Linked DNA regions of Homo sapiens: region 2 is linked to region 1. Evidence: chromatin loops called from intact Hi-C (ENCODE). Cell type or tissue: dorsolateral prefrontal cortex. All regions are shown on one strand. Links, peaks and the distances in the headings refer to the core of each region. The heading gives the core; the rest is flanking DNA. Region 1 has its middle 230 kb from the start of GRB10. Region 2 overlaps COBL (cordon-bleu WH2 repeat protein).

Region 1 (2,907 bases), core at 228-2,727:
GTTCTAGTGCAAAGCATGGAAGAGTCCACATGGTGTGTCTGGGGAAACACACATAGCTCGGTGTTTTCCAAGTTGAGTGGAGAGGCACCAACTGAAGCCACAGTCTTGCCACCAACTCACCGCGTGCCTTGCTAGCCCTTTGCTTTCCTGGGCGGGTCTCTCCATCAGGGCTGGCCCACCACACAGTCTGCAGTGTGGGGTACCCAGATGCCAGGGGAGGAAGCAGGGGGTCTGTGTGTAAGGGTGGGGCTTGGGCAGAAGCCACCGACCCTGTCCTCAGGAGACCCAGAGAGCCCCTGCTAAGGACATGGGTGGGACAGCAATGCATGGACAGCAACGGGCTGAGAATTTCACCTTTGTACCTCACTTATGCTCCTCAAGGTCTCTGCATCTATATGAAGGGTCTGGAAATTGAGTGCAACCACTGTAACACATGGCTTTTTCCTTTAGGAATGAGAGTGGGCTCCAGCCAGCCCTGCAGGAGCTACTTCCCCCTGTTCTTACTTAACCAGAGCCCCGGTTGGGCGCTTGGCCTAATCACTCATGAGCAGGAGCCAAGTTCATCACTTCCTGACTCTTCAGCTTTGAACACCTTTGCATCTTCAGTGAAACTTCTGGATTTCCAGGTGACAATCTCCATCCTGGGCCTGTCTCAGTGGTGGAAATAACATGGCACGGAATCACCCTGCGTTCCCCCAGGAGCACACCCCTGAAAGGTCCTGGCATGTGTTCCCGGCCTCTGGACATTTTCAGGTATTGCTCCTCTGCCTGGCTGGCTGCCACTGCTCTTTCACCCTGCTGAGAATGACTGGACTCTTCCACGCTCATCAGCTCACAGCTTCTGCCCAGCCCCTCCTCTGGAAGAATTCCCTGCCTCTCCCCTGTGTCTCCCCTCTCTTGGGACACCAGGCTCACTCACCGTGATTGGCCAATGCCATGTGGCCCCTCTACTAGTGGGCTTATTGGAAGGCAGAGACTAAATTAATTTGTAATTTCCCCCTAGCACTCATCACAGGGTCTGGCTTAGAGAAGCTCTCTTAGTGTTGGTTGGAAGAAAAGACAAAAGGAAGGAAGGAGGGAAGGAAGGGAGGAGGAACAGAAGGGAAGAAGGGAAGGTGGAAAGAAGGGAAAGAGAGGAAGCAAAGGAGGGAGAGGAAGGAAGACAGAGAAAGGAAGGAAGGAAAGGAAGGAGACCTTTGGTGACAACGGAAAGGCAAGGTTGCTTCAGTCCCTGAAGCACTTTACCCCAAGGCTGCGGGTGGCCCTCCCACTGGGACATCCCCATCAGGTCCACATCTCTTATTTGGATCCTGCTGGCTGCTGGCATCACCATCAGGCCAGGGCCCAGTGCCTGCCTCCTGGCACTGGACTACAGAGAAGGGGGTGGTGACGTTGGCCCTGGCTCCCATTTGTAGGACCTGGTGCCATAGATGTCCCGTGGAGAGCTCCATGGCACCTGTTAGGAGATGGGTGGCAGAGGGAGGCTTTGCTATGCTTGATGTTCAGCCCCTTGGGAGGTGCCTCTGGGAGCTGAGGAGGATCTGCCTGAGAACAGCACACCAAAGACAACTGCAGCCCCAGCCTCCATGCCCTGTCAGGGCCAGCGGTACAGCCTGGTGCCTCAGACTGCTGGAAACCTCCCATCTGCCCCGTCCCCTTCCTTCCCAATCAAGCAAGTGGACACCACACCCTGCCACACGCAGACAGGGCTCAGCCTCCCCTCATTTCCTAGATAGCCACTGTCCAAATCCCGCATGCTGTCCCCTGCCTGGATCTTCCCAGCCCTCCCTCCTGCCTCCCAGAAGCCAGTCCAGTCCCCTCCCCGGTTACAGTATGGTTCTTTGTGATAGGAAAAAATAAAATTCTTAAGAGTAAGAAAAGCATCCATAGATCTCCACTCCAATAAAGCCCATTAGTCTGGGGCAAAAGCTGGGATCAGTCAGTGCTCTAAATCCAAGTCCACAGGAGCAGGCACACCTGTGCCCAGATGCCACATCCCCACATAGTACATCAAACGAGGAGCAACCATGGCTGCAACCCAATCTGCGGAGGTGTTTGGGCCCTGGAAAGCTCCCTTACACAGCACAGGAGTCAGGAAGATGTGGGGAGTGAAGCAGGGAAGGGCAGCCTTCTTGGATGCCCCTCTTCCCTCCCTGTCCTTGCTCTCCCCGTGCCGCCATCCCGGAGGAAGCTTCCCGATTTGTTAGATTTCAGAACTGCACTCTGGTGATGTCGCTGTGTGTCGAAAGGCTCCTGAAACAAGTGAGTGGGAGCTGCCACGGGACCTGTCCAGGGCCAACTTGGCGTCATGCACTCAGTCTGCCTCCTCCCCTCGTCCCCCACAGGGTCGAGATAAGAAGGGGTGAACACAGCGGTGGACTTGCGGGCTGGGAGGACGGCCCTGCTGGGCTTTGGGTTCGGTGGTCGTATTGGTCTTTCTCTTTGCCCCTTTTCTTTTCTTTCTCCCTTGTTAACTGATGTGATGACACTTTTGTTCCTTTTAAGTTCCAAACCAGTTGAGAAATCTGACGCTGAAGTCAGGATGATAAAGGTCAGCTTGCCCCATGGCTCAGCACTGGGTCCCCTATCGCTCCCCGACTCCTCACCTGAGCACGGTGAGCTGCCCTCAGTGAGCTCGGGTCTGGGAAGGCTCTGGCGCTTGGTTAGCTCTGAGGTCAGTGTAAGGAAGAGGGGAACAGGTCAGAGGCCACACTGTTAGGACGGTGACAAGAGAGGCCACGGAGTGGAAGCAGCAGACGCCTGATGGCTGCGGGAGATGCCCGTGGAGATGGGGGAGCTGCTTCCTCCTTCCTCCTGCCTGAATGGCCACCAAGGAAGGCCGTCCCCGCTGGTGCGGGCAGTGGGGCAGGGTGCAACTACTGCTCAGGCGAGGCACTGCGAGTTGGC
Region 2 (2,907 bases), core at 238-2,737, 50 kb after region 1:
ATACAGAATGGGTAGAAGACATTATAAATACCAGCTGTGATGTGACTAGTTTTAGAAATGAAAACAGTAATTGTCAATGAGTATTTCCTTCTCATTTTGTTAAGAATATGTTTGTGTGTGTGTGTGTGTATATATGTATATATACATATAAATATCTTTGTTTTCTTTCCCCTTATTCCCTTAACATGGGACATACGCGACTTCCATAGCAGTGTCTAATTGTTGATAATTTTACATCATAGTATTTTAAGTTACAGGATATCAGGAGAGAGTAAACATCAACTCAAGGACTTTACCTTCTCTTCTGGAAGGGATGAGTGCATTTTCGGTTGTATACAGGACAGCAGTGTCATGCCAGTTGGAATTGTGACCTTGTTTTGTCTTTCTCTGGAGAAAAAGACATGCATATAGGGGGCGAGTTGGCAAGGGGTGAATTTGCAATGGCTAAGCAAGGGGTGTTCGGGTACGTGGTGAAACGTTATTTCTGGGTGTGTCTGTGAGGCTGTTTACCAGAGTGATCAGCATCTGAATTGACAGACAGTAAGGAAGATGTGCCCTTACCGCTGTGGGCAGGCATCCTATCTGCTGAGGGTCTGAACAGAACAAAAAGGCAGGGAAGGGTGAATGTGTTCTCTGTGTTTGAGCTGGGACACCCATCTTCTCCTGTGCTTGAGCATCAGAGCTCCAGGTTGTGGGGCCTTGAGACTTGGATAGAATCTCATCACCAGCTTTCCGGGGTCTCCAGCTTACAGATGGCAAATGGTCAAACTTCTTGGTTTCTATAATTACACAAGGCCATCCCTATAAAAAAAAATCTCTCCCCACCATAGATACACACACACACACACACACACACACACACACTCATAAATATATCCTATTGTTCTGTATCTCTGGAGAAGCCTGACTAATAGAGATTTTGGAATAAATATTCCATTAGGGCTAAACAGTAGGGAGGGTTAAAATAGGCCTAATTTTAAGAAAATCTTCATTATCTTTCTAATGCTTTGAATTTGTTCAGAAAATAAAACATACATTTAGCAATGGTCTAATTATTCATTACTTTAAGTCTACAAAATTAGCTTTCCCAGGATGCAACCCTGACAGCAGATACAGTGTGGATGTTTGCTGCAGTAACAACAGTTCATGTCTCTCTCTCTCTCTCTCTCTCTCTTTAATTTGCGTCTGTGAGAGGTGGCAGGAGATACATCCAAGGAAACTTGCTTGAAGGTGCAGCTGCTTCTCCAAAGCCTCCATAATCCCAAGCTCTGGGTCAGCCCCTGAGTCACAGCATGACTTCAGGGCAAAGGCTTAAGTCAGAGCCATGGTGTCCCGGCGCTCGGCTGGCCTGCTGAGACTTGGAGAGAGGCTTCCAATTAACACTGCTGGTTTCTCTGAAGTGGCCAACAAGTGGCCACTCCAAGTGTCTCAACTAAACTAGACCAGTTTAAGACCAGCCACACTGGCTGAAGCATTCCCAGACAACATCATGGCTTATTTACTTGTGTGTTTCATCATTGCATGGAAACGTGGGCGCTTGCTGATCTGCAGGGGCTGGAGGAGAAAATGATCTTTCCCTTGTCAGCCAGGGGCATGGCTCAATGTGCCATCTGAGGAAGCTCTCAGCCTGCCATCCCAGGAGTCGTGCCTGCCAGCACCAGGGACTGCGTCTGCAGGGGGTGGCATGAGCAAGGCTGCTGGTCCCGGCTCAGCTGTCCTGGAAGAGGCTGTGAGACACCCGTGGAGAGCGCTGGGGCACACACAGGAGCAACCACGGTGAAGTCCTGAGTCCTTGACATGCATTTGCTCAGGACTCCAACCCAGCAGCCCCCAAAACAGTGAGACGCTCTGCACTGCAGGGCAGGCACTTCATTTTTATAAGCTGTAGGGGGCACACCTTCAGCACTCTGTCAAAGGCAATACGCACAGTTATTAAACTTCCTAAGAAAAAGGAAGACAGAAATTGCTCTACATCACTTGTGTGACTGTATGAAGTAGAAAATTAAACATTTTCTCTCTCTTTTTTTTTTTTTTTAGATGAAGTCTCACTCTGTCACCTAGGCTGGAGTACAATGGCGTGATCTTGGCGCACTGCAACCTCCACCTCCCGGGTTCAAGCAATTCTCCTGCCTCAGCCTCCTGAGTAGCTGGGATTACAGGCACCCACCACCGCGCCCGGCTAATTTTTGTATTTTCAGTAGAGATGGGGTTTTGCCATATTGGCCAGGCTGGCTTCGAACTCCTGACCTCAGGTGATCCGCCTGCCTCGGCCTCCCAAAGTGCTGGGATTACAGGCGTGAGCCACTGTGCCCGGCCTAACATTTTCTTTAAGGGTTGTGCAGTATTTGACAACATAATCTTTATATTTCTGACTTTTTAAAAATGAGGGTTTGAGTGACTTCATTTCTCCAGTATGACTGAATCAGGGAACCTGCACTGATCCATCTACAGAGGTCTGCAGACAGCAGTAGGAGGCAGGCTGAGGGCCAGGTGTGGCCCCACGAAGACCCTGAGGAAACCTGGTGCCTACATGTGCCTGCAAGAAGCAGCTAGTATGCATCCCACACTTCCTTTCATGCAGTAAAACTGGTGTTGCCTTATCTCTAACTTTTTTTAAAAAGAAGAAATCAAGATTTTAATGCACGATCTTCTGCATTTTAAATTATGGCTATTTTCATAATAATTAGGATCTGTTGACTCCAACCCAGCAGCCCCCGAAACATTTCTAAATGTTCTACATGTATTTGTATGTGTAATTCTCAAAAGCACTTTTTCTTTCAATATGAAGAAACTCAGGCACAGAGAAGTTAAGCAAGTTGCCTGAAATCACCCAGTAACAGACCCAAACCCTGAGTCCATGCAGCCTGGCTCTAGCCCCATGCTATGTACTTCTCTGGACAGTGCAAG

The links. Hi-C counts contacts between places; a loop is a spot of excess contacts. Peaks named below come from ENCODE experiments on the same cell type or tissue, not always from the same donor. Only the 100,000 strongest peaks of a DNase experiment are listed, where the experiment ranks them.
Region 2: a loop joins it to region 1, with 8 times the contacts of the local background. A loop is called at or near these places in 4 of 110 quality-filtered maps.

The regions. Positions count from the first base shown.
Region 1 is chr7:51,011,331-51,014,237 of GRCh38, forward strand. No RefSeq gene overlaps it. Among named protein-coding and RNA genes, the nearest start is that of GRB10, 230 kb to the left of the region's middle. RefSeq lists enhancers at 1,051-1,551, 1,552-2,052. In dorsolateral prefrontal cortex, for the core only: no CTCF peak of the experiment used is centred there; no DNase peak of the experiment used is centred there.
Region 2 is chr7:51,061,119-51,064,025 of GRCh38, forward strand. All of the region lies in intron 7 of COBL (cordon-bleu WH2 repeat protein), which reads right to left. Among named protein-coding and RNA genes, the nearest start is that of COBL, 250 kb to the right of the region's middle. RefSeq lists an enhancer at 1,626-2,131. In dorsolateral prefrontal cortex, for the core only: no CTCF peak of the experiment used is centred there; a DNase peak (open chromatin) is centred at 1,708; H3K27ac peaks cover 2,112 bases.